Regions from separate parts of the Homo sapiens genome. Here region 1 is linked to region 2. A link is an interaction called in ENCODE POLR2A ChIA-PET data of the cell type or tissue named here. Cell type or tissue: HepG2. All regions are shown on one strand. Each heading gives the region's core, and the rest is flanking DNA. Links, peaks and the distances in the headings are about the cores only.

Region 1 (10,654 bases), core at 1,446-9,445, 95 kb after region 2:
GTATGTATATATAATGCTTAAGTTGAGAAAAATAAATTGAAAATCAGTGTACACTTTATAAATGTAAAATGGAACATGAAATTTAAAAATCTTTAAAAATAAACATCTGTATTTGTAAATGTCAGGATAAATAATGCAATATTTACTAAATTTTTGTCTACTTGCAAATAGTCAATCATGCACACTAATGACATTTTGGTACATGTACATCTGTCTTCTTAGATGCTAAGCCAGTACCCAAAATTATTATTCTCTTTTGTAATTCTACCATTTAGTCTCCAAAGATCTCTTTTTGTATAGGTGGTACCACAACCAGAGTATCTCAGTTAGTTGACAAGAAACTCCAGAATTAGACTCCTTTATCTCTTGCAAATCACAAGCAATACTGTAGATTCTACCCTCTAAAATGTTTTAATGGAACATATTTCCTATTCTCCATTGACACACAGGACTAATTTGGAGACTTAGTGTGGTCCAGGTGGCAGGTCAAGCAGGGTCTGAAATAGTCTTTGGTCCTTCCCTAGTCATTTTGTGCATCACTGCTAGATTAATTTTTTGTAAAGCTCAGTCTCTAGAAAAAGCAATTCTGGAGCTAGATCCATAATGAAACTACTTTTTAGCTGTCAGGCCATGTGCAAATAAGATAATTTTTCTGAGAGGTTAAATGAGGATACTATGTCTTTTAGATTTGTTGTAAAATTTGACTACAATTATGTTAGAAGTATTTTACACAGGATCTGACATATCATGGAGTCTTAATAAACATCAATCTCCTGCTTCCATATTCTTCCCTACTCAACATATATGAATGAAACACCAGCTGCTATTAAAAAAGGTCTAATACGGCTTTTTATATCTACTCTCAGGCAGGTTAAAACCTCATCTTTTACTATTTCTCCAAATCTTAAATTTCTTCAAAACCGAAAGCATTGCTATCCCCCCTGAATTGCTGCCTCTTTTATCAACACAATTCATTTGCTCATTCATTTCTGTTTCACTCCATGTGGGTTAGCCATTCTTTTGCCTCTCCGTTGCTACATGTCTTCTTTCCCACCTTCCAAAGCCTTCTCAATTGTCACGTATTTCATAAACCATTCTATAGCAGCATCTATTTTTACTCTGACTGTCATGTATATTTTTTGTGCTTGTTAATTTTTCTTATTGTATTTATCATGATTATAGTATTTGGGGATAGAGCATAGTAGAGAGTTTAATAGAGTACAAGATACATCGAATTTACTACTGACTCTATCTAACCTTCATCACATACTCGATATATGACCTTGGGTAAGTCACTTAACCTCTGTGTGCCTTTCCTCATTTGTGAAAGAGACTCTGTAATAATACTTTTGTGATTGATGTTATGGGTTGGATTGTGTGCCCTAAGAAGGTACATATAAGTCCTAACCCTTAGCACTTCAGAATGTGACCTTATTTGAAAATAATGTCATTGCAGATGTAATTAAGATGAAGTCATACTGGAGTGGAGTGGGCTCTTAATCCAGTGTGACTGGCATCCTTACTAGTAGAGGAGAAAGACACACAGAGGGAAAATGGCATGTCACTATAATGGGAGAGATTGGAGTTCTGTTGCCATAAACCAAGAAACACCTGGGCTACCAGAAGCTGGAAGAGGCAATAAAATATATTTTCTTAGAGGCTTTAAAGAGAACATGGACCTGCTGACACTTTGAATTTGGACTTCTAACCTCCAAAAGTGTGAGAGAATATATTTCTCTTGTTTTAAGCCCTCAGGTTTGTATTATCCTGTTCTCGTAGGTCAAAGAAACTAATACAGTTGATGTGAAGATTAATTAATTAAAAATTTCAGAAGATTGCTCAAATTACAGTATTCAACAAGTCTTAATTTTCATTACCTGTGTTATTTATTCTGCTATGACATAAACTCCTTGAGCTCAGGAACCATATCTTACGTTGGTCTCCCCAAGCTCCAACCCAATATATATTACACAAAATAAAATAAATAACTACTTATAAAATGTGTTTTGAATAAATAGTGTATTGATTTTTCTTAATTATTCAATCCTCTATAGGAAACATTGGAAAAAACAGAATAGTTGATATATTGCTCAAAACCTATGGGTTTAACCTAAATCATAAGTTAGCCAGAACCTATTATTTAGAAAATTGTTTTCTGTGCAAAAATGAATAAGATTAAGCATATTTGTAATTGTATACTAGTCAATTATTTGAAAAATAAATGAAGTTCTAATAAAATTAATCATGAATTGATATCAAATTAAACTTTACATTATCTTTTTTGGAAAATAATTGTTCATCCCTTTCATTACAATGAAAAATATTTGAAATACTTATCTTCTTTTTCTGTTGGTTGAAATTATCTATGATGACACCAATGAACAAGTTCAAAGTGAAGAATGACCCAAAGATGATAAAGACGACAAAATAAATATACATGTAGAGGCTATATTCATATTTGGGCTGCTTGTCTACCTATAAAATTTACAAAAGTTAGCATTATATGGACAGTAACATTCATTATTTTCTTTTTCACATGGTTTGACCAGGTAATTCAAACAGTGCTATCCTAGGTAAACATAGGATTTAAGAAGCCATAGCATTGTTGAGGTTTAACATAATCACTCTTAACAATTTATTCAACATGTATTCATTACATACTTATTATTTAATTTATTACATACTTATGTAATAAATAATATAATCTTCAAATAACTACAAAGGGCTTAATCATATGCATATTTGTGCTCATATTGGTAGGAAAATTCAATAACTAAGTGACATACTATGTATATGTTATTTCCAAAAGTACTGTAAATGAGACATTATCATATTTATACACATTTTGCCATGTATTTTCTTTTGATTCCGAATACATCTTTATTATATTTTGTAAAAATATTACCTAGGGAGTAATCATTAAAGTTTCTTAGCATGGAACTTATTTCACATAAACTCATCCAAGGTGTTTTAAACTGTAAAAACAGTAAAAGCTATACATTAAAATTATTTTATTTTTATTTTGATAAGCGCATATTTACTGAGCATTTAGTAATGCCAGCCTGCACTAAGTGCCCTGCTTCTATTTTCTTGTTGGGTCCTCACAACACTATGGAGTAGGCATTGGATGATTGTAGACATTTATTAGACAAATGATAGATTCATTAAATTATAGATTAGACAAATAAACTAAGTCTCAAGAAGGTAAGGTAATTTGCCCGAAGTCAGTTGTAGAGCTTGGATGATATGGTACAGCTAGAATTTGAATCAGGCTCTATCTCCAACTGCTGTACTCACAACCACTAGGCTACTATCAGGTGGATGTTCTTCATTGTCTATGTGAGTCCCAAGGGCTTCATGAAGTTATAGTTTGGAAATCACTGAAATAAACTAAGAAGCTTTTAAAAATAAAGTTTAGTGCTAAGATAATCAATACTTACATTAACAGAATCCACTGCTGCATACATAATAATCGTCCATCCCTTAAAAGTTGCCTTTAAGAATAACATTAATAGAATTTGAATGTTAAGCTCATATTCTAAAATAGCCATAAACAGAGTTTTGTCTGTTTAATGTTACCACAATTATTAAGTAATACTAGTAAGTTTTGCTGTATTCAACATGTCCATTTAATGTAAAGATTTTTTTAAAAAGGACATATTCCCAAGTAACATTCTAAATCTTAGTCCCAGTTAATTATTTCTAAATTGTTACAGTTGCCTGTGAATTTCGCACATAACCTTTTATTTTTTAAAGGTGAAGGAAAATTTTATGAATAAGACAGGAAACATCTTTTCTCCATTTTTTAAAGGGTTCTCCATGCCTGTGGGAAGTTCCTCTCATCCCTTCATAGTGTGAAGCAGGAAGTTCAAAAACGTTCATTTTTGAAGCAATATTTGAATGGTGCAAGATGGGAGTCCACATGACACCAAAGAGTCAATTATAAATTAATAACTCAAATGCAACAGAACCCATGCTTCTTATTCATGTAGGAACATGTTCTAGGAAAGACCAACACTTTTTTTTTTTTTTTTTTTTTTTTTTGAGACAAGAGTCTCGCTCTGTAGCCCAGGCTGGAGTGCAGTGGCACGATCTTGGCCCACTGCAACCTCCGCCTCCCAGGTTCACGTGATTCTCCTGCCTCAGCCTCCCAAGCAGCTAGGATTACAGGCGCCTGCCACCACACCCAGCTAATTTTTTTGTATTTTTAGTAGAGATGGGGTTTCACTATGTTGGCCAGACTGGTCTCGAACTCCTGACCTCATGATCTGCCCACCTTGGCCTCCCAAAGTGAAGAGACTACAGGCATGAGCCACTGCGCCCGGCCAAGACTGGCACTGTTTTAAAAACCACACAGTATTTTATCTTCAATTTATAATTAATATACTATTTAAAGAATAACTTATATCCTTCGTCCAATATCTATTAAAATACCAAGCACTCATGAAATGGGACACTTACAACTTGAAGCAGAGATAGGTAACCAAGTCCGACATTATCAAAGTTCACTTTCAGGTTTTTCCATCGCACATTTTGACTAACATTCATAAGGGCAAAACATTCGGAACGATTTGGAACTTGACTTGCAGGAAACCGTGACCCATCTGTGGTGTTAATACACTCATAGAACTTGCCAGCAAACAAATTTACTCCCATGATGCTGAATATCAGCCAGAATATAAGACACACAAGTAGCACATTCATGATGGAAGGAATTGCTCCTATGAGTGCATTCACAACGACCTAGTATTCAAAAGAAAGAAAAGCATGATTAGGATTAGTAAGATGTTAAATAGGCAACATGAAAGAAATGCCATGCAGACATAAATAAATTAGAAAAGCCGCCCTTAAATATCTAAGACATCAAACCAACCAGCCGACTCATGTTTATTAAATGCCTACTCTACACTCAGCAGTGTGCCAAGCAAGACAAAATAAGACATGAACTCTGTGATCACCAGGCTTACAAATTACATGATTATCACACAATAAAATTGTTAGCAAAATATAAGACAAAATAACTAAGATAATATAATAGCTTAAATAAATGTAAAATAAATAAAAATAATAAACCAAAACCTGTTATTGATAAGGTAAACTTGTAAAATCTGTACACTCTGGAAAAAAAAGAAATGTATAAACATAAATGAAAAATATATATTTATATACATTTAAATGTTCATGATCCTATTATTACCAGCATTAAAGATTCCCCCATAGAGAAACTATTGGTGTATATCAGGTAGGTGGAATTATGACTGGACATCATTTTAATTTAATTTAATTATTTTCTTTTCTTATTCTCTTTTTTTGAGACATTCTCCACAAAAGGATTGAGAATCTTTAAATGGTTTAAATCCTTTAGATTTGGCTGGTTCTACGAAATAAGAGCAATCGTTTTAAATTTATTATTATTACTCTAAATACTTTATATGTAAGCCTTTGACTAAATATATATAGTGCTGGCCTCAGTTAAGACAAAAATTAGGAACAGTTTTTCTTTAATCCTTTCTTTATTTCTGCTTTTCAGCATTTGTACTGCTATTGATCACCAGTTTGTCTTTGCCACTCCAGTTTTCATCCAGGGCAATTCCTGTGGCATTTAACACTCTCCAGATTTTCTTATTTACTTAATCTTTCAAAACCTACCTGTCATCTTACACTTCAGCTTGAGCACCCATTCAAGTACAAATGTGTTAAAGATTAACCTGTTAGGGAAGGAGCACTGGGATCCTTCTTTTCTGCAATGTATTAAGCAGGTTCTCAAGATGCTTTAAAATAGAGAAATACTAAGGATCTCTGACTACTAATCAGATCATCTAGGGAGAAGGTTTGCAAACATTTTTATAAATATTTTTAGGCTTTGTGGGTTATATCTCCGTTGCAACTATTCAACTCTGCCATGGTAGTCATGGGTCATACATAAACAAACTGGTATGGCTGTGTTCCAAGAACATTTTTACAAAAACAGGCTGGGGTTTGTTGACCTTTGGTCCAGAGCAATGATTATTTGGAGTTCATGGACCTGTAGAGGTTTCCTGGGGGCATGAAATTATATAACAAACATTATGGTTGTGCTGTCTTTCCGGAAAGACAATTCTAACTTTCATCAGATTCTTACAGTCTATGTGACCTCAAAAAAGATTAGGAGGAATAGGAATAGAGAATGAAGTTCAAAGTAGCCAGCTCTTAATAGAGCCTACCTTTTCATGCTCATTTCCTGCTGCCCTCCCTACTATGTTTATCACGTAGGCACTCTGATACATCTAGTCACTGACCAAGCACACCTTGCACAATCTATTCTGTGCCTCCCTACCATGTGGTATCACTGCCTTGAATGCCTATCTGCCTATGATTTGGGGCTTACTCTTCAGTCATGAAATGTCTGAAATGTCACCTCCTTGTGATGTCTTCCCAGACTTCCCCGGATAGCCACTCCCTACTGTATATTCCTGTATCATTATGTGCCCTTGTCTGTCTCTCTTGTAACCATTGACCCTACTCACTCTTTGGGGACCGGGGTCTATGTACCACTGTACTCTGTGTTTTTTATATCACAACACCTGACACATAGTTGGTGTTTAAAATGTTTTTCTAAAAAATGTGAGTAATGATGGAATCATGGGTCTCTGAGAAAGACAGGCACCTATTGGTCTGATGAGAAGCCAGTTGGGAAAGCTAAAGAGCCTAAGGACTCAAACAAGCTGACTACAATATGCCTCAAATGCATTATTTCATTATTTCATTTATCCTTCAAAATAGCCCTGCGGCATGAATAAATGTCTCTTTTTGCATGGTTAACAAATGTAACTAAATAGACATTTGCCTCTCAAAATATACTAAACTATTCTCCTGCATCCAATTCACCTGTAATACAGATAAAGAACAAAGAGCAAACAGAGTTAAATAGTGGGCTGGCTTAATCACTGAAGGAAGTGGTTTTGTAGGGGAAAGTTGTGATAGATTGTAACATTCTATTAATGCTCAAAAAATTAAGTTAATGTCAATGAATTCTAATACCACCTTTCTGCACAAAATGAAACTTGTAATTTTCAACTTGTAGATAGAATATTTTTGAATTGTGCTTATGAACTTTTTTGTATAATCATGATCTTTCTTTTATACTTGGAAACCGTTATACACTGGATAATTAAAATAGCAGAGATTGCAGTCATAATTAGGTTTGTAGGGATAACAGTGAAGATTTGGTAGGCTGAAAGATCTCTAATGTTCACTTGAGGCTGGTTAAAACCCAAGTTTCTTATCCCCATCCTGGAGTTTCTGACTCAGTAGGTCTGGGGTGAGATCCAAGAATTTGCTTTTTTTTTTTTTTTTTTTTTGATACAGAGTCTTGCTCTGTTCCCCAGGCTGGAGTGCAGTTGCATGATCTCGGCTCACTGCAACCTCTGCCTCCCGGGTTCAAGCGATTCTTCTGCCTCAGCCTCCCTAGTAGCTGAGACTACAGGTGAGCACCACTATGCCCGGGTAATTTTTTGCATTTTTAGTAGAGATGGGGTTTCACCATATTGGCCAGGCTGGTCTCGAACTCCTGACCTCATGATCCGTCCGTCTTTTTAATAAGTTTGTAGATAATGCTAATAGCTGGTCAGTAAACCACACTTAAAGTATCAGTAAGCTGGACTAATCTCCGTGTTAAATTGCTCAGAGAAGGTAAGGTAGGGAGGCAGTTAAGTAAACAAATAAGTAAAATACAATATAATGAGGATTTTAGGTGTCTGAACAGAGAGAGAATATCCAGTTATGTCTCCTGGTGGACGGACAAGGCAACTTTAAATTGAGCCTTAAAGGACAGATAGGTGTTTGTCTGCTATACAAACGGGTTAGGGTCGGGACAGGGCAGGGGAAGCATTCCAGAACAGAGGCATAAAATAGCAGGTATAAATCTGGAGAAGAAATTTTAGAGGAGTACCAACACATGAGGATATGGACTAATTACAGAAAATAGAGTTGTTGTCCTCCATGTGTGTTACAAAGTTGCTGGTTTAATACAATCCTTAAAGCTAGGTTATGGTAGTTGTTATTCATTATAACTTGTTTGTCTCTGCTAATTGAGTATCTTTTCAGGCACTCTGCAGCCTAAGTGCAAATTAAGTAAACTCTCTGAGCTTTAGTTTTCTCAAATATAATTTAGTTATAATTCCACTTACTTTGCAATGTTATTTTAAAGGTGAAATTAAATGTGATGGCTGATGCTGTCTCACTTACCTATCTTTTCTAATGCTCCTTACCCAGGTAGTTTCTTAAACAAATATTATTTGAACACCTGATATAAGTAGGTCCTTGATTACTTATGTATGAGAGATGATGTTAGGAACAATAGTTTCCCCTTTCACTTGGACTTCCTAGCACAGGGAAGATTTCCATTTAATATGAAAAAAGTCACTCATTTGGATCATTCTATTGTTTGACAATATTAGATAAAGGCAGGATTACTGTGATTAACTTATTCCCTTGTTAAACAATATGCACTGAAATACTGTGTGTGTATATATATATATATATAGAGAGAGAGAGAGTATGCATATATATACTAATATGTACAGTAAATGAAATAATATATATACTATACTATATATGCATATTTTATATATAGTCTTTCATATTCTGTATATATTAATATATAATAGTATATACTAATTAGTATTATACTTTTTTAGTAATATACTAGTATATACTAATGAGTATTATACTATTTTTAGTAATATACTATTTAATTAATGCTATAATTAGTATTTATATATTAGTATGCATATATACCATTAGTATATATAATATGCATATATACTATTAGTATATGTAATATGCATATATATACTATTAGTGTATATAATATGCATATATATACCATATATGCATACTATATATAGTATATATGCATACTGTATATAGTATGTAAATGCATACTATATAGTATACATATGCATATATACATATATGCATATGTATATATGTATATGTACACACACATACATAAACAGCCTATGTATTTATGTAAACAGAAACAACTCATAATTTCTACATACCCATTGTTTTTATATTTTAAACCCCATTAAAAAATAAGAACATTATAAAGTTTAGTATTTTCTTACCCTCATTCCTTCAAATCTAGATAAGGCTCTTAGAGGTCTTAAAGCTCTCAGTGTCCGAAGGGATTTAATGGGGCCAAGATCTGAGTAGCCAAGAGTGTTTGCCACTAAAGTAACCAAAGAAACCTATAAAAATAACATTTTCATTAATTGTGTCAATAAAATGATGAAGCATAAAAGGAAAAAGTCAATTCTGAAACTCACTAAAAGCAACTCAACAGGAACAATAAGATGGTATATACGGAGTTGTGTAGTCAATGCCTAAAAATAGGGTAAGATGGATGTTTCTGTAAGGAAATAGATTTAAAAGAAGGTTAACCAAAATAAGAAGAAATAATGTAAGCAAAGTAAGTTGTTTATTCTATTTGAATAGAAATCATGCATATGCTTTTCACACTTTTGTAATCAATTGCTTTGTAATTCCTTATTAAATCTAAAAATTTAATTAGAACAATGGTGAACATTTTAATTATAAAACTCAGGTCAAAATGAAGTGTGTGATTCTGAAGCTAAGCCCTAAAAGTGTGGTATTCACTCAACTAAATCTATGTCTTAGTATAAATCTTATTAAAAAACATTTTGAAGACTCATGATTTTGAGTTGGGGCAAATTCTCAACAAGATTGCTTCTGCCCTACAATTTCTAAAGATTAGCACCAAAGATCTACCAAATAGTTTTTCATGGGAGAAAAATCACAATTGTACTGAAGAGAGAATGAGAGTAGCTGATCTCATTGGCTTCACAATCAATATAGATATAATAAGAGCTTCATCATGTTAGATAGATCAGCCACAATTACCATAACCAGTATCCAAAAGAAATTTGAGTTCTTATCGTAAATTATCTTAAGAAAGAACATGAACAGCAATACAATCAATACACATTTTAGTTACAAAGCAATGAGCTCCTCCATGACCTTAGATCTGGATCTATAAATATGTTTACTCTCTGAATTAGTTCCATGGAAAATATTCATTTGCCTCACATCCTGTGTAGCAGGAGACGATGTCTAAGAAAAATGTCTGGAATGCAGTTCTTCATTACGAATAAGTTAGTGACTGAGAGATTCAATTTTTCGAGGGAAGAATAGGAACAGATGAGAGCCAACTTTATATATTTATCTATTTCAGGCGTAGAAAAAGTCATTGTTCACAAAAAGTTCATTGCTGTTACCATCAGAGACAGGTAAACTGACTGATGAAGCGGGAAGTGTTTTAAAGTGCTCATCCTCATGTAGTATTTCCAGATGTCTCACTAAATGTAACATGGCTTTTTTTTTTAAATTCCTAAAGCTACGTATTTAGCAGAATAAATTACTCCTCATGCCACTCTTAAATTTGCCCAGTCATTCACATCCATTATTTTCCACTTAAGAACACTTGAAAATATGTATGCTCCCTCTTTAATCAGAAAATTTTTTTTTTAATGTTTTGCTGTGGTTTGAATGTTTGTCCCTTTTGAAACTCATGTTGGAACTTAATTCCCAATGTAACAGTATTAAGAGGCAGAGCCTTTAAAAGGTGATGAGGTCATGAAGGTTCTGCCTT
Region 2 (10,654 bases), core at 1,559-9,558:
GCAACATACCTAAAAGTTCACCATTTTTTCCTGTTCTAGAATCACAGAAAAGTAATTTTGATTTCTATGTTTACAAAACATTTACTAGCCCTTAATTATGGACCAATGGGTCCATCTTGTGGATCCATCTTTTTATCTATAAAAGAAAGAAATTAAGTAAGATAATTTCCTGTTCCAGCTCAAAAACTCTATCCAGTGCTTTCCCAAAAGCCAGTTGGAGTAGCATGAACACATTCATTTGAAGTTACTCAATGTCTGGGAAATGATGTTGCCCAGTATCTGGTAGAGTCAGGGCAAAGTTGAAAGAAGATGAGGAGACAGGTGATCAACAACTGGTAAACGATTGCCAAGATGTTAGAGATGAAAAGAGAGTGGGAACTGCATGAACTAACAGGCAATTTTTTTAGAATAATACATTCCATATGAATAGTACTTAGAGATTAGATATGTAAAAACACAAAATAAGAACATACCTGGCCACATGTTTTAATGAATTCTAATTGCATATTATAGGTGCCAATTTTTCTGAGTGTCTGCTCTTAACAATTCCCCCAATAGTTCTTCTCCCCTGATCCTTAGTGGTAAACCTACCCTCTTGCTACAGAGGACTGGAGCAAGAGAGGGTATCTACGCAGCTGACCTGGTCAAAGAGAGCCACTACATGTGATTCTGGCAGCTATGGAGTCAGCTTTCCCTCACCATGGGGACTCAGGACCAGGTGGACCAGGATACTGAAATAGCAGCCAGCCACACAGATGTGGAGGAAGAAGTGACAAAAGACAGAGACAGACTGTTTCCATCTCCAGTCTACTCAAGATCCAAACACTTTCTTGATGTTGAGTCCCATGATAAACTCAAACTCCATGTTTGCTTAAGTGAACTTGGTTTCTGTTGAACTATGGAGTCCTAACCACTTCATTAGCTTCAAGAAAGTTGCCAGTACTGCATCTATCAAGTATTATTCATATTCTGGGCATCTGACACTTCATTTATTCACTTCTTCATGCACCTGATATATGCCAGGCACTTTTCCAGATACTTAAGTAACATCGGCAAACAAACCAGATCAAAACCCTCCCTTTGTGGAGTTTACATTGACATGTCAGTCATATGGAAAGGCACAACGCATTCAGTGTGCACACTACCTTTCTTCCGCCTCCATGTCTTTGTTCACAACCTTCACTTCTCTTGGCAGACCTTTCATCCATCTACACATAGCAAATTCGGCGGATATTTTAAATGTCTGGGTCAAATATTCTCTCTTCTCCAACGTCTTTTCTATTTTCTCAGCAGATAGAATTCTTTTTTCTTTTGTTAATTATAGAACAATTTTATGTTGTATCTTATGAAACATGGTCATTTGACAAGTTGAAAGCATTGAGCATAAGGAGATAAATGACTATTCTCATACAGACTCCTAGAAAAGGCCAATATCCCAAGCATGGCCCAAAGAGTACTATTAACTAACAACTCATCATTCTGTACACAGATACTTCATTCGTCAGAGCTGAAGCAGTTTTACAGTATTAGTAACTTTAAATCTTCCATGTTTCAGACTGAGCATAAAGGCAAAATATGAGATTTTTATTAAATTAGTGTAATATGCACTTAAAATCACATATTTATTTTTTAAAGTTAGCAGAAGATATTAAAACAAAACTCTGTGCTACCCTATGTCACTACTACACTTATCCCATTTGACCTTGTTCTAAGAGTTTTATATATGTATCTTATTTGGCTCCCAGAATGTAAACTCCCTGTGGAACCAGCTTTGCATTTTATTTATTTTTTTGTAGATTAATTTATTGAGAGATAATTTTGTCTCTTTCTCACTGTTACGTTTCCAACTTCAAAAAATGAAAAACTAATCTTCCTCTGCCCCCGTTGGTAAAGTTAGCCATTCCAGGAACCCCTTTGTAATCTTGTTTCAGAAGCTGGAAAAAATTAGCTGCCTACTTCCTAGGTGACAATACTTCAATCTGTAATGCATGAACCTGCTAAACAGGCTGAGGGGGCATGGCTGTGGCTTTTTTATGAGAGTTCCTAACAAGGAAAAGAGAATGAAGGCGTAAGATGTCATTTAGTCTTTGTAAGACTCCGTCTCTGTAAGACTCCGTCTCTGTCCTGTGAATGTGGTTGTTACTTTGTTATAGCTCTGTCAGTTGCACTGCTCAGTGCCAAAACATAAAAGGGAATATTATAATGGGACATAATCTCTGTCAATAGATTTTGGGTATTAAAGAGAGCGTGAGGTCACTCAGGTGGAAAAAGCTGGGCCAGGTAATTTTGTCTGTTAGTTTTACGACATAAAGGAGAGTCTCTCGATGCCATTAGATCTTGAAAGAGTTCAAAGAGAGAACTATCTCATTATCAGAAGGCTGAGGAATTAGTGTAATTAGTATCTGAATATTCTTTAATATTTTCTTGCATAGAAAATAAAGGTAATTGGTTATCAAAAATATTCTTTCAAATGTGTATCTCCTGGAGTTGTGGAGTTCTGAAACTTTAACCAGCTGCCTTATGAAGAGAATTTATTAATTAACTTTATGCCTGCCAAGGAGAAGGAAACCATTCTTAATTTTTAGCCAAAAATTTCCCAAAGTGATGACCAAATCATTATGTTTTGAGTTCCAGATTCCCTTGTTTAGAGTTATAAATGACATTTGAGTTTTAAGGCAGAAATGTTTCTAAATTCCCCTGTCATTTGTTTGGGAATCTATAGTCACTGAGCAACATGAAGCTGGGTCTCCCCTCTCTTCCCACCGCAGGAAAGGAATTGGAGGCTGGAGGCGAACTTGAGTACCTTGAGGTGGTATCCCAAAGGAGATGGTGGTGACAACAGACAAGTCTAGATGTTAGCAGGTCTTCTGATGAAGTCGGGGAGTGATCCCAACACAGATAGCAAATGCTAGAGTTTGGATTTAAACTCAGACCTTAAGATTTTAGATCTACAGGACCACTGTATCACTACAAATCCTGACTTTGCCCCCTTTTGATTGGAATAATCAGATAAAGCACACTACTGATGTGATCCTTGGTAAATGTAATTTACTACTTAAGTACTTTGCTTTTGTAGATGTCAATTTCCTAGTGGTTTTTTTTTTTCTTTTGGTAAATGCAGCATTCTGCAAAAATCTACTACCAATTCCTTGCTCTCACAAAGCATTCACCAACACTGTGCCACTATTTTAGAAATAGAAACCATATCCTAGCCGAAAATGATAAACTCATATATTTCCTTTTGAGATTAACCTGCCCTTTTGAAAGGGAGTCAGAAATGAATGTGAAATTTATTTGCTATTAGACAAATAAATGCAGAAACTGCAATTAAGAACTCTCTTTTAGGACTAGAGCCAACTAGTTTTTCTGCAAGTTTAAAGTTACAATTTTTTGATGGCAAGAATTGGCCAACTGATTTCAAAATATCTTATAGGTACTAAAGTGGACTTTTGAAACTCTGGTAAAGTCCATACATTCCATAAATTAAAAAAATAATAATCAGCCATTTTTTTCAAATATGATATAAAAATATCTGAGGGCTCCTCCCCTCCCCGCAACTGGAATTCACTGAATCAGAGCTGCTATAGGCTTGCATTTTTTGATGCACAGATAACCAGTTTTTAAATCACTTGTAATATAATGAACATAAATAATTGAATTTTTTTTTCTTACAGATTTGATTCTGAAGTATTTTTGAAGTATCTTTAGAACCAATGTGCTTGTGGGCACACATTACACTATTTAAAATTTTATTAAAAGTATTTTAAAAATCCTTAGAGAGAGAATGCCAGTTATCTCTCTCTCTTTCTGGTAGTGGAGAAGAAAAAATAGTATAGGCTTTTCTTAACTCACCACAATGCAGTAATTAAAAGCAAAAGAGAAAGGAGGGAAGTTGTGGGATTATGATGGAGATAATCAGATTCCCCAGTTGCCCTCTGCCTTCCCTGCTATCGAGACAACGCACAGAAGCCAGAATTATGTCTGCAGGTGATTATTTCAGGGAAGCAGTTACTCCTTGTTGGAAGATTCACTGCAATTTCCTTTCAATTACATAGGCAGACATTGGTGTTGGAGAGGGAAATAACAATATTCCTAAACCAAATAAGTAGCTTTTATAAACAAGACAGAATAATACATGAACCTGATTTCTCAAAGGGAAATTAAGTATATGAATGTCAATCATCTGATGAGATTAGCATTACAATATAGGTTCAGAATGAGTATTAAATCACAAAATTACTTTTTATCACTTGATGTAATAGCATTATTCCTCTGATTATATCACCAACTGAACAGCACTTCAAAAATTACTATAGTGCTCTGTATATATCTTTAATTTTAAATCCTTTATTATTTGGGGGCCTGGTTTATTTTTGATCTTTTCTTCTTTAGCTAACGTGTAAGAAGACATTATTAATATTTAGTGAAGATGACACTAAATGTCGTTTTTCAAAACAACAAACTCTGCCTTTTCCTAAACAAGCAGGGAGCCATTATGCCTTCACTGTTCCGCTTCCTTTGTTTCCTCTGTTTTCAGGACCTTCTCTTCTTTGACCGCATCTTCCTCCACCCTCTATCGGTGCACCTCTCCACGGTCTGACCCCACTCAATAATCTCTTTGAAAGTAAGAACTATGACTTATTTTTTTTGTCATTGTTCCCCAAACATATCCCAAGTCTGTGGTAGAATTAAGGTAGTTTCTGGAGAGAACCTGATAACATCTGCTGAGTATTGATGAATAAAAATTCCGTAATAGACTTCCAACAAAACCCTGGAGTAGAATAAAATAACTTTGTAAACCTCATAAAAAAGAATGTCAATTTACATAAATCATTACCATTGCTTTATCGATAGGGTTTTGCTAATCATTGAGAAATTGTGGAGCTGGAAAAGTCTCAGAGATAAACCAGGCAAGTGTTCTTATTTTGGATATGAGGAAACTGATGCCAAGAGAGGTGCAGTGACTTGTCCAAGGTCACATAGATAGTTTTATACCACAAAGGTCCATTCAAGTTTTCCCACAGTTTAACTCTAAAGGAAATTAATATTGAGTAAGGTACATCAGCACATAAGAAGCAAAATGGAAGTGAGTGAAGTATTTCTAGATATGCCACAATTGATTTTCACTCATGTTTTGACAGAGAGATGGATGTGATGAAGGGTATGAATGCAGTTACTGTTTAAGAAGGTGATGGACTAACCAACATTGGTTTTAGCAAAGAATAAAGAAAGTGACTGTCCTTCAATCTAGCTCCACATGCGGTTCTTAAATATTAACCACAAAGTACTCAAGCCCAAGGGCACGAGCTCTGGGTATGCAGAGTGTAGCATTGACAGCTTTCAGGAATGCAGGCCCAAAGACAGCTCCAGAAAATATCCAGGAAGCAAACTATCTTGAAGTTCTATACTTTCTTTGAAATGCCAAGATGTAATCTAAAAATATGTGTTCTACTTTTTTAGTCTAATAAACCACATTTATATGATGGTTATCTGTCATATGGGGAGACAAAATTCAACATTTCACATGCCTGAGCTTTATACCCCTCCTTTAAATGTATCAAGATTTCATAAAGCTTTGGTTCTTCAGAAAAGATCAAGGTACATCACAATATTTAAAGCATTATCTCCATATCTATTGCCACAGGAGGATAAAGAGAAAATAAACATAAATGCAAATAATGAAAATGCCTGAGCAATCATAAAGAATGAAGTTACTGTGTGGATTCTATTCTGTGTTTATGTGTTCTTTCCTTTGCTCTTAAGTCAGTTAAACATAATGCTTGGGTTCTTTCCTGATTTATTTCATTCAGCAATCCCCCCTACCCCCCGACATCCCTTGCAAAGATGAATCAACAAAAGCTATTACCAAGAACAATATGATTGATTACTTATTGGAACTCGAATACCAATTTTCCACTTAAGTATATCTTTATATCAATCACCTCACTTGCCTACCTATTGAAGAGTTTCAATTAGATTTTTTTAATAAAGAGGACTTTCTTTACTCTAAAGGATATAGCTGATATTTATGAAGACAACGCTTTATTTACAGAATAAAACTGAACTTTGCCATAACTTAGCATAAGCAAATATGTAGTTTCTGTTTCCCTAAAGAATTCCTGTCAACATCTTTTTCCTTTCATGTTCAAAGGCAGAAAGTCATTGACTTTACCAGGAGCACAGCAAAGCCATCTGTAAAGTATACAAGTGTCGCTAGAATTAGGTGCTACCATATTTCTTGGGGAAATTAACATTTTTGACACATCTGTATGCAGTTCCAATCTTCGGATATCAATTTACAAACTCACATAAATTACATTTGGTTACATCTTTTCTTTTTGTTTCTTTCCTTGAGAAAAGCAAGAATTCTACTCTAGGCCAAATAATGGACAGAAATCATTAGGGTCCACTCCAGGGACTGAGGCCCTTTAGAAGAGATTGGCAAGTGACTAGGGAAAAGGTACATCGAAGGTCAGAAAATAATGACATTTAGCCTAGTTCTCCTCGTGATTCCTTGGAAATTTTGGGGCCCATGAGCTCAGTTGCTGCTTCTGGGATTGCCCCTATTCATATCAAATAGCAGAGAACTGAGATGTCTTACCCACACCTGAGAAGATTCGGATGTGAGCATGGGATAGAGGTGCTAGGCAGCGGCACTTTCATGCCTAAGTGCAGTCTCTCATACCTGTTCATCTGCAGTGGCATGAAAGGCAAACAGATTCTTCTGCTCATTATGGGTTGTTGAAATGACAGAACCACTTTGTCTCAACATTTTCTATGACACTTGATACATAAGGAAGCTCAGAGACTAAAGTCCTTGTTTCCATGTTGCACTAGGTCTTTTTGAAAGTCTCTTTTACATTCTGATTGCTATCATGACATCAAAGTCACCTGTATTCCTCATCTTTGTGGGGAAGAGCAGGCTAAATAAAGTAGGTAAGGACACCTTCTGAGTCTGCACCCCTTTAATTGACACATAGGGGATGTGACCCCTGACGTTTCTGCTTCCCTTATTCTTTCTGCAACTAAGCAAACATAGAATGTGGATTTTCCCATGCTCTTAGCAAGGATGAAACTCAGCGATCATTTGCTCTACTTCACATGGTAGTTGTTTCTAAGATTACATATCATATATATGCATATATATATATGTTATGTTATGCTACACACACACAACTGCTAATGAGTGTTCTCTCTCCCCTTTTCTTGTCCCTCTGCTCTCTAGGACAGCAGTAGCTTTATATGTATCTCTATCTGCCCTAAGTCTCCTCTCTTGGGCATCACAAACAGAGTTACCCTTCCATGAACCATTTGTTGCTTTAAAATTATACCTCAGATGCAGTCATGGTCCTAGCAGAAAGTAGATGGTACATTCAAAATGGTTAAAATAAAAATAATTATGGAGAAACTATTGACCAAGTGGGTTAAGATGGTTGATGAGTGCCCAGGAACTAGCAATAGAGAGAGCCAATGCCATTCCAGGCAAGAGTGAAAGTGGCACCAGATTCCGGTGAGAGCTAGAGCTTTAGAAGACCCAACTGAGAGGTTTAACTAAAGAGGAATGCAGCTGCTTTTTTAAGCTAGGAAGTGAGGTGTGGTCGGGGAGACTCTCCAATTTTCTGCTAATGCCTGTCTTGGGCTGCATTCAAAGCCAACGGATGAAGGACCCCAAGTTTCTCAATCCCTGGAAAGTGGACTTGAAAGTCTTTCCCTCTACTTGTCCATTATTCCACTTCTAACCTACATTTTAATACTCCCAACACTCTCTTCCCTGGTCTGCATTCCTTGGAGTCCAGTGCTCCTGCTAGTAGCCCTTCTTCCAGGGCTCCAGCATTTGTTGGGCTCTGGGAATGTTTTTTCCAGGTTGGCAGTTGTGAAGGGCTGGTGGGAACTGGGGAAAATAACAATGTGTCTCATCTTATCTCTAAAAACATCTCTTTTTCTTTGTTTAAAAAGCAAAACACATGTGTCTAAAATATTTTACAGAGATGAACAAAAATCTTTATGATAAAAGATTCTATTTAATACCCTAACCCTTAATACAGTGCCTAGTATATGGTAGTGTATGATATGGTTTGGCTGTGTCCCCACTCAAATCTCATCTTGAATTGTAACTCCCACAATTCCCATATGTAGTAGGAGGAACCTGGTGGGAGGTAATTGAATCATGGTGGCGAGTCTTTCCTGTGTTGTTCTCATGATAGTGCATAAGTCTCATCAGATATGATGGCTTTAAAAATGGGATTTTGCTGACACAGCTCTCTTTTTGCCTGCTGCCATCCATGTGAGATGTGACTTGCTCCTCGTTGCCTTCTGCCATGATTGTGAAGCCTCCCCAGCCATTTGGAACTGTAAGTTCAATAAACCTCTTTCTTTTGTAAATTGTCATGTCTCAGGTATGTCATTATCAGCAGCTTGAAAATGGACTACTCAGTAAATTGGTACTGGGAGTGGGGCACTGCTAAAAAGATTCCCAAAAATGTGGAAGCCACTTTGGAACTGGGTAACAGGCAGAGGTTGGAACAATTTGGAGGGCTCAGAAGAAGAAAGGAAAATGTGGGAAAGTTTGGAACTCCCTAGAGACTTGTTGAATGGCTTTGACCAAAATGCTGATAATGATATGAACAACGAAATCCAGGCTGAGGTGATCTCAGATGGAGATGAATAACTTGTTGGGAACTGGAGCAAAGGTGACTCTTGTTATATTTTAGCAAAGAGACTGGTGGCATTTTGTCCCTGCCCTAGACATTTGTGGAACTTTGAACTTGGGAGAGATGATTTAGGGTATGTGGTGGAAGAAATTTCTAAGTGGCAAAGCATTCAAGGGGTGACTTGGGTGCTATTAAAGGCATTCAATTTTAAAAGGGAAACAGAGCATAAAAGTTTGGAAAATTTGCAGCCTGACAATGCAATAGAAAAGAAAATCCCATTTTCTGAGGAGAAAGTCAAGCTAGCTGCAGAAATTTGCATAAGCAATGAGGATCTGAATGTTAATCCCCAAGACAATGAAGAAAATGTCTCCAGGGCATTCAGAGGCCTTCATAGCAGCTCCTCCCATCACAAGCCTGGAGGCCTAGGATGAAAATGTGGTTTCATGGGCCAGGCCCAGAGTTCCCATGCTGTATGCAGCCTAGGGACTTTGTGCCCTTTGCCTCAGCCATTCCAGCTATGGCTGAAAGGGGCCAACATAGTGCATGGGTCATAGCTTCAGAGGGTGCAAGCCTCAAGCCTTGGCAGCTCCCACGTGGTGTTGAGCCGGCAAGTGCACAGAAGTCAAAAACTGGGGTTTGAGAACCTCTGCCTAGATTTCAGAAGATGTATGGAAACGCCTGGATGCCCAGCAAAAGTTTGCTGCAGGGGTGGGGCCCTCATGGAGAACCTCTGTTAAGGCAGTATGGAAGGGAAATGTGGGGTCAGAGCCCCCACACAGATTCCCTACTAGTGTACCACTTGGTGGAGCTATGAGAAGAGGGTCACCATCCTCCAGACCCCAGAATGGTAGATCCACTGACAGCTTGCACTGTGTTCCTGGAAAAGCCACACTTAATGCCAGCCTGTGAAAGCAACTAGGAGGGAGTCTGTACCCTGCAAAGCAACAGGTGTGGAGCTTCCCAAGACCATGGGAACCCACCTCTTGCATCAACGTGACTTGGATGTGAGACATGGAATCAAAGATCATTTTGGAGCTTAAAGATTTGACTGCCCTGCTGGATTTCAGACTTGCACAGGGTCTGTAGTTCCTCTGTTTTGGCCAATTTCTCCCATTTTGAATGGCTGTATTTGCCCAATGCCTGTACTCCCATTGTATCTAGGAGGTAACTAACTTGCTATTGATTTTATAGCCTCATAGGCAGAAGGGACTTGCCTTGAGACTTTGGATTGTGGACTTTTCAGTTAATGCTGAAATGAGTTAAGACTTTGGAGGACTGTTGGGAAGGCAAGATTGGTTTTGAAATGTGAGGACATGAGATTTGGGAGGGGCCAGGAGTGGAATGATATGGTTTGGCTGTGTCCCCACTGAAATCTCATCTTGAATTGTAACTCCCACCATTCCCATGTGTCATGGGAGGAACCCAGTGGGAGGTAATTGAATCATGTGGGTGGGTTTTTCCTGTGCTGTTCTCATGATAGTGAATAAGTCTCACAAGATCTGATGGCTTTAAAAATGGGAGTTTGCCTGCAAAAACTCTCTTTTTGCCTGCTGCCATCCATGTGAGATGTGACTTGCTACTCCTTGCCTCCAGCATGATTGTGAGGCCTCCCCAGCCACGTGGAACTATGAGTTCAAGAAACTTGTTTTTCTTTTGTAAATTGCCCAGTGTATTAGTTCATTTTCATGCTGCTGATAAAGACATACCTGAGACTGGGTAATCATGGCAGAAGATGAAAGGCACATCTTACATGGCAGCAGGCAAGAGAGAATGAGAGCCAAGTGAAAGGGGAAACCCCTTATAAAACCATCTCGTGAGACTTATACACCACCACAAGAACAGTATGGGGAAAACTGCTCCCACGATTCAGTTATCTCTCACCAGGTCCCTCCCACAACACATGGGAATTATGGGAGCTACAATTCAAGATGAGATTTGAGTGGGGCACAGCCAAATCATAGCAGGTAGAGACTCAGGAATAAACATATGGATATTCAAGCAGT

Evidence for each region. ChIA-PET counts read pairs that join two places held together with the same protein. Peaks named below come from ENCODE experiments on the same cell type or tissue, not always from the same donor. Only the 100,000 strongest peaks of a DNase experiment are listed, where the experiment ranks them.
Region 1: POLR2A ChIA-PET joins it to region 2 with 17 read pairs; 2 of 35 experiments call an interaction of 5 or more read pairs at or near these places.

The regions. Positions count from the first base shown.
Region 1 is chr2:166,224,230-166,234,883 of GRCh38, forward strand. SCN9A (sodium voltage-gated channel alpha subunit 9) reads right to left here. Exons shown (of 27, transcript NM_001365536.1): 21 at 9,111-9,233; 22 at 4,462-4,743; 23 at 3,441-3,494; 24 at 2,338-2,475. All of the region lies in intron 4 of SCN1A-AS1 (SCN1A and SCN9A antisense RNA 1), which reads left to right. Among named protein-coding and RNA genes, the nearest start is that of SCN1A, 100 kb to the left of the region's middle. In HepG2, for the core only: no CTCF peak of the experiment used is centred there; DNase peaks (open chromatin) are centred at 5,672 and 6,152; H3K4me3 peaks cover 568 bases.
Region 2 is chr2:166,129,285-166,139,938 of GRCh38, forward strand. All of the region lies in intron 2 of SCN1A-AS1 (SCN1A and SCN9A antisense RNA 1), which reads left to right. It also overlaps a transcript of SCN1A not described here. Among named protein-coding and RNA genes, the nearest start is that of SCN1A, 6.6 kb to the left of the region's middle. In HepG2, for the core only: no CTCF peak of the experiment used is centred there; DNase peaks (open chromatin) are centred at 5,227, 5,687, 6,147 and 6,777; H3K4me3 peaks cover 1,286 bases.